Linked DNA regions of Homo sapiens: region 2 is linked to region 1. A link is a loop called in an ENCODE intact Hi-C map of the cell type or tissue named here. Cell type or tissue: CD14-positive monocyte. All regions are shown on one strand. Each heading gives the region's core, and the rest is flanking DNA. Links, peaks and the distances in the headings are about the cores only.

Evidence for each region. A loop is a pair of places that touch in the nucleus more often than their neighbours do. Peaks named below come from ENCODE experiments on the same cell type or tissue, not always from the same donor. Only the 100,000 strongest peaks of a DNase experiment are listed, where the experiment ranks them.
Region 2: it touches region 1 in a loop (4-fold over the local background); 9 of 110 quality-filtered maps call a loop at or near these places.

Annotation. Positions count from the first base shown.
Region 1 is chr3:132,502,183-132,507,569 of GRCh38, forward strand. It overlaps DNAJC13 (DnaJ heat shock protein family (Hsp40) member C13), which reads left to right. Exons shown (of 56, transcript NM_015268.4): 40 at 107-286; 41 at 1,032-1,199; 42 at 3,120-3,233; 43 at 5,055-5,171. Among named protein-coding and RNA genes, the nearest start is that of DNAJC13, 87 kb to the left of the region's middle. In CD14-positive monocyte, for the core only: no CTCF peak of the experiment used is centred there; no DNase peak of the experiment used is centred there.
Region 2 is chr3:132,350,117-132,355,503 of GRCh38, forward strand. It overlaps ACP3 (acid phosphatase 3), which reads left to right. Exons shown (of 10, transcript NM_001099.5): 9 at 2,604-2,707. Among named protein-coding and RNA genes, the nearest start is that of ACP3, 35 kb to the left of the region's middle. In CD14-positive monocyte, for the core only: CTCF peaks have their summits at 2,630 (motif pointing right) and 2,830; a DNase peak (open chromatin) is centred at 2,655; H3K27ac peaks cover 2,058 bases.

The DNA.
Region 1 (5,387 bases), core at 388-5,387:
AATAACGTGGTTGGCTTGACATACATGCACAACCAGTTCCTCTTGGGAGCTTTTTTTTTTTTTTTTAACTCTGTAACAACTAATGCTCTCATTTTTATTCTCTCAGAGTATTCCCCGCGTAGCTGCTCTTGGGGTAGAATGTGTCAGTTCTTTTGCTGTGGATTTCTGGCTACAGACACACCTATTTCAGGCTGGAATTTTGTGGTATCTCCTTGGTTTTCTGTTTAATTATGACTACACACTAGAAGAGAGTGGCATTCAGAAAAGTGAAGAAACAAACCAGCAGGTAACTTTAACATTGCTTTAATATTGAATTTGAACCCAAACCTTAGGTTGGTGTTAAACTAATCCAAACCAAAGCTGCTATCCAGAGTCCCCAGAGATAAATTGTTTTTCAGGAAAATTAGGTTTTTTGCTTTTTAAACCTAATCACTTACTTACAAAACTTTTAGTTGTAATTGCTTATGCTTAAAGGATTCCAGGCAAGGGAATTTGCAATAGCATATACTGGACATAATTTAATAATTTCTTAATTACTCAGAGTCAACTTTATGATGGCAAAATTATGGTTGTGTAACACAGGACAATATAATGTTACCATCAGGCAGTTGAGGCTAGCTCCCCTAAACACTTGAGTACTTGTCTGATTTTTATAGATATTTTTCTGTCTCTTCTATGTGCTCTCATTTATTGCTCATATTGTAAATGTGTGCTTCTAGCAGGCAGGGCTGCCTACCTATCCCCTACTCCCCACATTACCACCAAATGTGCTTCTTCCAGTTGTCTGTGAGATATACTGCATTGGGTATAAGTTAGTACATAGATTCTCCTGGTCCTTCTTATAAATAAAAAACAAGCCCCAACACATAAACTTTCTGATGTTTACCTCAGTGGTAGGTACTCTTGTACCCTTTTGTTGGTTGACTTTTTACTCCTTAAATATGTTCCATATAGTGTGATTCTGTAAAATTATAGTATTACCTATGTAAGATAACAGATCTACTTTAACAACTTAATTTTTTTTATAACAGGAGGTAGCAAACAGCCTTGCCAAACTGAGTGTCCATGCTCTGAGTCGCCTTGGAGGGTATTTGGCTGAAGAACAAGCAACTCCAGAAAATCCAACCATAAGGAAAAGCTTAGCTGGCATGCTGACACCCTATGTTGCTAGAAAACTTGCTGTGGCTAGTGTGACTGAGGTATGTGCTTCACAGGTAGCCTGGGTTTTAATCAATAGTGCAAGATCCTTTAAGCAGTAAAGTAGTACAATAATATTGATCTAGGGAACCTAAAAATTAAGAACGTTCACATGTTTGTTCTCTCAAGCAAGAAATTCACTTTATAATGGATTGATGCTAATGATGTCAGTTCTACAAGTCCAGTTTTTGCAAGGGCAAATTAACTTTGTTTCTCAGCTGTGGAGCCTATCATAATTCTTACCAACCTTGAGTCACAAAGGGACAGGACGAGAGAGTGAAGTTGGAATGGTGTTTCACAATGGCAGACTACTGGGAGACAGGAGACCCAGAGTCTATTTCAAGCTATTTATTGTAAGCCATAGCTTATTCAGACACAGGGTTAAAATCCTGAAAGTAAATACATACATGCACATATACATGTATATGTATCTATGTACATACATAGATGCATTACAAAAATCAGTATGACATGATAGATCTCCCAACCTCTTTAACTTCTTTTGCAAGGATTATTGAGAAATAATCTGAGAATGTAGCACTAAAGAATTTGATAAACTATAGAAATCAGTTAAACAGGTTACTATTATCCTTTAATTATAAAAAAAAAAAGAGTACTAAAAGACATTAAAATAAATGAAGACACTAGATCCTATTTTTGGTATAACAAAATAAATGGATTGATAGATTTGTACCCATATGTTAACTGTAATTATTCCTGAATGGCATAATTATAGGCAGTTTTTCTTTTGTTTTCGCTAAGGATGAACTGTGACTTTTGTAAGTGAAAAAATCCTCAGGTTTCCAAAGTATTTTTACAACTTTTAAACAGGTTATTTGTTTTTAATCCAATGTGATTGAGTCCAATTTTCAGTGCTTGCCATGCTTTTCAGTTCCCATGTGTGAAAGGCAGGAGCTCTAGATGCTACTGGTTTTTTTTTTTTTTTTTAATTTTGTTTTTGTTTTTACTATTTTTCCTAAAACACTAGACGACCAGGGACCACTCCTGATGTTAGTTATTTTCCTGGACTTTTTGCTCACCAATGTGATACATTTTGCTGACTGAAAGCATTCTCTTCAGAAATGCCAACAAGTTTGGGATTAACCTTTATAGCCACCCCCACTAAAAATTTTTTATAGCATTTCAAAATTAAATGTTGGCATGAGCTCCAACTGGATTCAATAAAATGCTTAACTAGAAGTTAGCCTTTTGAAAACAAGGCTTGCATGTCTTTGTATAAGATGGAGGTCATAGTCCTCTGTTTTCCTATTAGCAGTAGACCTCTGTAAAAATAAAAGATTTTTATTCAGACATTTAAGGAATTGTGAAATATCTGTGTTTACATTTAAAATTGAGGAGAGCTCAACAATAGGAAAGCACACCAGATGCCTAAGCAGTCATAATCTATGCCTGCAGAAGGACTACACAGCCTTCAATATCAGGGTGTGGTCAGGAAAATCTGACTTTCTCCCCATAAATTTTATTTTCCTTCATACAGGTATGCTTCTTAAAGACTTAGGTTTTGTTTTCAAATACATGTACATAAAGGTATTATGTTGTGATTCTTTTCAAGCTTATAGTCACAGTGTGTTTATTAAGTACTTTCAAAATATTGAATTTCACCATGGCACAGCAGATTTTGAGAATGTTGAAGTCAGACTCAATTTCAAATCCTAGTTTCACCAGTTACCAGTTGTAAGATCTGGGACAAATAATTTAATGATTTGCAGTCTTAGTTTTTCTCAGCTGTAAAATGGATTATATCAATAAACTTGTTAGAATTATTGAGATACTTATTATTGAGGTCCATTATACTATAGGCAACTATTATAGTGTTTGGCCTATAATAGACATTTTTAATAAGTGATAATGTCAATAAGTTTTTTCACTAAATGTTATAAAACGGTAATATTGTCTCCTAGATTTTGAAGATGCTTAACAGCAACACAGAAAGTCCATATTTGATATGGAACAATTCTACAAGAGCAGAATTACTTGAATTTCTTGAATCCCAACAAGAAAACATGATTAAAAAAGTATGTTATTGTTTTATAAATTTCTTGGGTAATTTATTCTGATGGAATCTCTGGAAGTACAGCAGTATTGATTAGAACAGAAATCCACTACTTCTCACTTTAGTGTCAGTCAGTATGGCTTTCTGCCACCTAATATTTGGCCCATTTAAGAAGAGCATTGTGTTGTATGTAGTAATACATTAGGAATTTTTATTGTTGTTACCACTTATATACAGCTGTCTTCTATTTTAACCAGTTTTTGAACCCAGAAACCTTATTTTAGTTGTTCACTTCAGCCTCTTTTCGCTAGTAAGTGAAAGGTGCTTTCCAGTATCAAGACTGAACATTTTTTCTACCCTGCCACCTTTTAGTGGAGAAGCTATTACTGAGCCGTGAAAAAAAAACAAAAGGCAGTAGGATGGGCAATAAGGAGAAGACCTGGATAATCCATACACTAGATGGTTGAGTCTTGATGATTTTGAAGATAATTATGTGTGTGGCTTTGGAAATTAGAGTAACTATTACTGTAACATCTCAGTTATTTAGCGTTTTTGAGCTCATTCCATGTTAGTCATCTAGAACTCTTTATAGATAAAATTTTTGAGAATTGCAGAGCTAGGGAGAACGGGTCTTACATGTCTGTACATTATCTTTTTTTTTTTTTTTTTTTTTTTGAGATGGAATTTTGCTCTTGTTGGCTCAGGCTGGAGTGCAATGGCATGATCTCGGCTCGTCGCAACCTCCACCTCCTGGGTTCAAGTGATTCTCCTGCCTCAGCTTCTCGAGTAGCTGGGATTACAGGCATGCACCACCATGCCTGGCTAATTTTGTATTTTTAGTAGAGATGGGGTTTCTCCATGTTGGTCAGGCTGGTCTCGAACTCCTGACCTCAGGTGATCCGCCCGCCTCAGCCTCCCACAGTTCTGGGATTACAGGCCTGAGTCACCGCGCCCGGCCTTCTGTACATTATCTTTTACCAGAATAGACATAATAACATCTCTTTGTTTAGCATTTTATAATTTATTCTATACTTTTACATGTTATTTTAGTCCAATCTAAATTCGTTTTGGTTTCAGTCTTAATCTTCATGGGACTGTTTTTCTCCCATTCCTCCTCTATTTTTTAGCACTTTTGTTCAGTGTATTACTTTTTTTTTTTTTTTTTTTTTTTTTTTTTGAGATTGAGTCTCACTCTGTTGCCAGGCTGGAATGCAGTGGCATGATCTCGGCCCACTGCAGCCTCTGCCTCCCAGGTTCAAGTGATTCTCCTGCCTCAGCCTCCCAAGTAGCTGGGACTACAGGCATGTATCACCACGCCCAGCCACTTTTTGTATTTTTAGTAGAAACAGGGTTTCACCATGTTGGCCAAGATGGTCTCGATCTCTTGACCTCATGATCCACCCGCCTCGGCCTCCCTAAGTGCTGGGATTACAGGCATGAGCCACCGTGCCCGGCCTAGTGTATTACTTTTTAAAACCCAGTCCAAATATGCTCATTTCTCAGCTCTGTCATCCTACGTCTTACTAGGTCTGATGTCTGCTGAGTTGATTGAGAAGAATAAAGCGTCATACTTGCTTTATAAACTCTGGCTCTAAGACCTTTGTTAGCTGACCTCTGATCCTTTGAAATTTTAAAATGAGTTAATAATAGTAATATTTGGGATAAAAAATTATAATGTAATTGTATGCCTATTCCAAAGTCTTTTTAAGTGCTGTGACATGTATCACACCACATTTTTTCTCTAGAATATGCATAGATCTCTCAAGTTATTTATCTGTTAAGTTATTAAACTGAACATGGATAGATTTACATCTAACAGTCTATTTTTTCATCTTTTAAAAAGGGTGATTGTGACAAAACTTATGGATCAGAATTTGTCTACAGTGATCATGCCAAAGAACTTATTGTAGGGGAGATTTTTGTTAGGGTGTATAATGAAGTTCCTACTTTCCAACTGGAGGTAAGCTCTCTGCTTTTAATTTTACCTGATACCTTTGATCATTTGTTACTGAAAGTTACTAGTTTATTCACACTTTATAGAGGCACACTTCATTTTATTGCACTTTCTTTACTGTGCTGCTTTTTTTTTTTTAACAAATCAAAGGTTTTTGGCAACCCTGTGCCAAGCAAGCCTATTGGCACCATTTTTCCAATAGCATGTGTTCACTTCATGTCT
Region 2 (5,387 bases), core at 209-5,208, 150 kb before region 1:
ACTTGCACAAAGCTTTTAGAATTAAATGCATCATTCTGTCCTTTAAGGGATTTATAATCTAAACTAACAAGAAGACAAACATAAACACTATACAAAATGGGATGGAAATACCATGCAGGCAAGTGCTATGGCACCTCAGAAAATCTAGCCATCCCTTCTGTTCCAAGAGGGTGGAGAAGAGAAGCAGAAAGGCTTCCTAGACAAGGCAGCACATCCAACACATCAAAATGAAAGGGGTTAGTAAGTGCTCCTCACTAGTGTGTAGGACAAATAAAGTAAATTATTAGGACAGAAGTGGAAGGCCAGGAATGTTGTGTCCAAAAAGTGGTACCAAATTAGTGGATGTTAACTGTGCTGCTCAATATGGAACCTAGTAGCCAGAAGTAGCTACTTACATTTAAATTAATTATGATTAAGTAGAATGAAAAATTAAGTCCCTCGGTTGTATTAGCCACATTTCAGGTGTTCAATAGCCATATATAGCCAGTGGCTACTGAATTGGAGAGCACAGATATACAACATCTCCATCATCATGGAAGGTTTTTTAGATAGCCCTGATATGGAGTGTCAGAAGTTTATGCTGGATGGCAGCTGAAGGGCCATGTTGTCCTGCTGCTTCTTTGTTTAATTGTAGAAAGAAGCAAGGAAGCAAGGGAGAACCCCCCTGTCAGTGTTTGCTCAGGGAAGGCAGGGCAGGAGTGACAGGATAGGAGCAGCATTTTGGAAATTAATTATTTTATAGAATAACTGGATGTTGGGAACAGGATATGGTGTAGAAAGCTTTTGTGATAGTCTAGAAAAATGGGGATATGGCCTAAAATTAGGGCAGCGGCAGGAGAGGAAAAGAAGTGAGCCAGGTTACAAGAAAAGCTGAGTGTGCATTCTCAGTGATGAATTGGAAGTGGGTGGAAGACAATGATGTGGAAGGTGAAGCCCCAGATGAAGTCAAGATTTCAGTTTTCAGTGGCAGGAAGGAGGTGGTCTTGGGCCAGGCAAATGTACTGATTAGGCAATGGGTTTGAAATGCCACAGGGGCATCCCAGCAGAAAACTTCAGATGGCAAAGAGAATAGAAGGAGGAAAGGGAAGAAGGACTGCAACTCAAAGTTGGAGCTACATTTGGGAGTAGAAAGAAAAGAGAGCAAGAGATCTTAGAAAAGGCTTTCATCTTGGAGAAGCCAGGGAGAGAAGAGTCTGAGACGCCAAGGAGAGACACAGTGTTTGGGGAAAATTCTGCAATTGTATTATACATTCAAATAGCTGCCCATGGAGTCTGGGATGAGCAGGGAAACAGGACATAGCATGCTGACTCCTTTCACTCACATCTCCATGACAAAAGGTTTCTCAGCTGTGGCTGGAGAAAGAAAGTCATGTTTTCATTCATGCAAGAAGGTGAAAGAGGTGACTGAAGATGCCAGGAAGTTTGTTTATTATCAGGAGCCCTAAATGGTATAGACTAGGGAAATAGGCCTGGGCAGGAGCAGAGTGCTTCCTGGAGAGAGATAGGCCTGAAATTAGTCATTTCTGCCAATTTTCGTAGTGTCTAATCTGATTTCTAGTTTTAACTTGTGGTGTGACTTCCAGCATGTCATATCCGTAGCTCCTTTTTTTTTTTCTCTATTAGATTACTTCTAACGCCTTTTGAATATGTGCACGCTGCCATACAGTTTAGGCAGCCAAATGTTATCCCAATTTTGCAGATATGGAAGTTGAGGACTGCCTAAGATTAGATAGCTAATCAGTGGCAGAAAGGGGGTTGAAAACCACTCCCCTATACCTTCCAGCCACTCTGGGGTAAACATTTAGCTTTACAATTATTTTAAATTGCATCCTATACTTCCTTGTATTTTATCTTCCCTAAACATTTAAACCTCATATATTCTTCCACAACTTTAAATCACAGATGATGCTAATCTATAGAAAAATATAATCTAGCATTAATGTGTTTCAAAATATTTCAAAAAGGCACAGCACTTAAGGAGGCTTGATTCAAATTTACTTTCTTCCATTTGGGGTTATATGACATTAAGCAAGTTGCTTAATTTCCCTGGGTCTCAATTTCTTCATCTTTTATTATTATTTTTAAAATTATTTTATTTTATCGAGATGGAGTCCCGCTCTGTCACCTTCTGAGTGCAGTGGCACGATCTTGGCTCACTGCAACCTCTGCCTCCCGGGTTCAAGCGATTCTCCTGCCTCAGCCTCCCAAGTAGCTGGATTTACAGGCCCATGCCACCACACCCAGCTTTTTTTTTTTTTTTTAGTAGGGATGGGGTTTCACCATGTTGGTCATGCTGGTCTCGAACTCCTGACCTCAAGTGATCCACCTGCCTCGGGCTCCCAAAGTGCTGGGATTACAGGCATGAGCTACCACGCCCAGCCAATTTCTTCATCTTTTAAATGAAAATAATGATACATATCTAAATCATACTGCCTAGCACACCGCTAATGCTCAACCAAAATCTTTCCTTCTCTACTTATTAAGTCATTGTGGGCGTATGGGAAATTTAATTGAATCAGAAGCCATCATGGTGCTGTACAAGTGCTTCATACCTATTGAATGTGAATCTGAACAGGCGATAAAATTGATTTCAATCTCTGTAGCATGACACTACTGTGAGTGGCCTACAGATGGCGCTAGATGTTTACAACGGACTCCTTCCTCCCTATGCTTCTTGCCACTTGACGGAATTGTACTTTGAGAAGGGGTAAGTGACTAAGTGCTTTTCAAAATCAGTATCACTGGACCTTGGGTTTCATTATTATTATTTTGGGTTAAGGGTTGTGTGCCTGTTTGTCTTTGATTTGGTTTTATATTCAGAGGGAAGAATGGTGGTAACAAGATCTTTGCTAGTCATGTCTCTTTTTTCTTTTTCATGAAGACTTTTACTGGAAAATAATATACACAGTAGATGAAAAAATTGGGAAATAGCCTATGTAACAGAAATTACATTTTTAAAAAAATTAAGGTATTCTAAGAAGTAGGCATGTATTGTATATATACTTGGCAAGAGAAAAATTTCTTGATGGTTATATAATAATATTTTTTCAATTAAAGAATTCAAACATATTCATTCAGCTTCTGATGATTCATATCCACAAGTCAAGATTCTTAAAGTACAATTTCTAACTGGTGTCTACCTCTGTGTGACCTGGTGTGGCCCTCCCCAGATGACCACAGCTTAGCTTGAACCCATTAGAAGGGTCAAAGTTAGCGTAGCCAAATGTCCCAGTTCACCAGAATTGACCCATGAAATCTGGTGTTCTCAGAACATGTGAATTTCATTGTTAAAACCAGAAATGTCCTGGAAAAACTGGGGAAGAATTGATTATCACACCAAGGTCATACCAAAAATATTTATCTGCTGTGACAACGACATTCTCATTGGGAGGAGAAGAAGGAGGTATTTGGAACAAGTCACCAGACTTCATGGGATATTATTAGTGAAATAAGAGCAAGGAAAGGGCTGAGTTAAGGCAGTGACCCCAGAGTTTGTTTTGGGATTAGTCAGGGAGATCTATTTTGCCCTTCCCTCAAGGCATTCACAATAGCTGCACACCAACCTGACTGTGCAGTTACATGGGGACCTGGCTCAAAAGAGCCCATGCTTGTTTTAATGATCTGCTGTGGCCATCTTTAAATTGTAATAATGTTTAAACAATGGGCCCTGTATTTCATCTTGCAAATTTTGTAGTCTTGGATGTAGCTTTCTGGCCCCTGAATTTGTAGAGTAAGAAAGTAACAGCACAGAGACTTCATTCTCAACCAATATCTTCACTGCTTACAAAGAAGTGAGTTCTGCACAGTTAGGGACAGGTAGATACATTCTTTATTGAACCTCTAACTGAGTGTCAGGCACAATGAACTAGAACTAAAATGTGGTCTTAGTTAACCTTGCTCTCAAATATCTAGAGTCAGCATGGAGAGGTAAGACCCACAAAATGGAGACTGGCCAAATAGAACAGAAAATGGGAATGAAACGACTAGAGACATAAAACCCTCTCTTAATAACAAGCCCGGCACAAGTCTGCCCATCAGAAGGCCAGCTCTGGGCACAGAGTTAATAAATCCAACCAAATTCCAGGATCAGCTTCAGGAGCAGGCACCATCTCCTTTGGGATAAGACAAGAGAAGCTACTGACTCTACTCGTACCTCCCTGTTCTCTGGTTTCTGGACCCCAGTGGTCCAGAGCTTGCTTTCTCAGTGCACAGAAGCATTTTCTCCCACTGAATTGCCTTGTTTTACGACCCTGAGTTAAATCTATATTACAAATCAAGTGTGGAGTATTTTTTCAACTGAAAGGCAGTGACATACAGAAAAAATTAACCAAGGGCCACGTAAAGGTCAAGTCCAATTTGTTGTTGTATTAGGATTTTTTTTATTGGCACTCCAGGGAAATATCAAAGGTGAAACGTGATTGCTTTTAAATTAGGATCAAGGAGGCTTCGAGTTAACGAATTCTGTCTAAGCCTGCTTATTAGGTGATCCTGACTGTGAAGTGATCTCACATTTTCTTATGAGAAGATACGGAGAGAGACAGAAAGAGAGAGTATTTTAGATTTTCAACCATCTTAAATACGTAAACTTTTCAGGTTGTAGAAAAGGTAGCTAAAAATATTCTTAAAAGATTTAATTTTGGGTTAGATACAGAGATTTAAAATCATAGACTATATAAAATAATTCATTAAGTTAATATTGCTTTGTTTCACTTTTACATTTTATAAAATGATTTTATCTAAACTCTTTGTACTCATCTTTGGCTTGTGTCTTCACCACTAAAGCCAATTTTGAGTCTTTTAAAATTGTTTCCCAGATATATTCACTAATAAAAGATAATTTTGTCTTCTATATAGATGAACCTCAGATTTTTGAAGTCTTAACCCAATGAAAATTAATTTCACACTTATCTAACAGTACAATGCAGGTGTACATTAATAGATGTGATTCACACGTGGTGATTCAGGCACCCAGGGTTCCCTCTTTGGACCTACGGTTTCAAGAGTGCTGTGCTCACTTGCAGGCAGCTTGTAGAAAGGAATGAAAGGGTGGAGGCAGCAACCCGCTTATCAACCACGTCAGCCTTTTAAAGGGGACACATATCATTTCTGCTCACTTTCTACTGGCTAAATTAGTGACTTGGTCCTACCTAGGTACAACGTAGTCTTGGCAATGTGGTCACTTCTGAGCCATAATTCAATTCTATGGAAAGAGAATAACAGAGTTTGATGGAGTATTGGTCATCTAGGCCATATCATCTTAAGACAGAAGATGCTGTTACTGAAAAAGTTATTCCAAGATATAAGTACCCATTCATAATACATATTAGGGAGGTTTTTGTAAGTTTTATAGACATCTTATTTTATTTTATCTTATTTTATTTTATTTT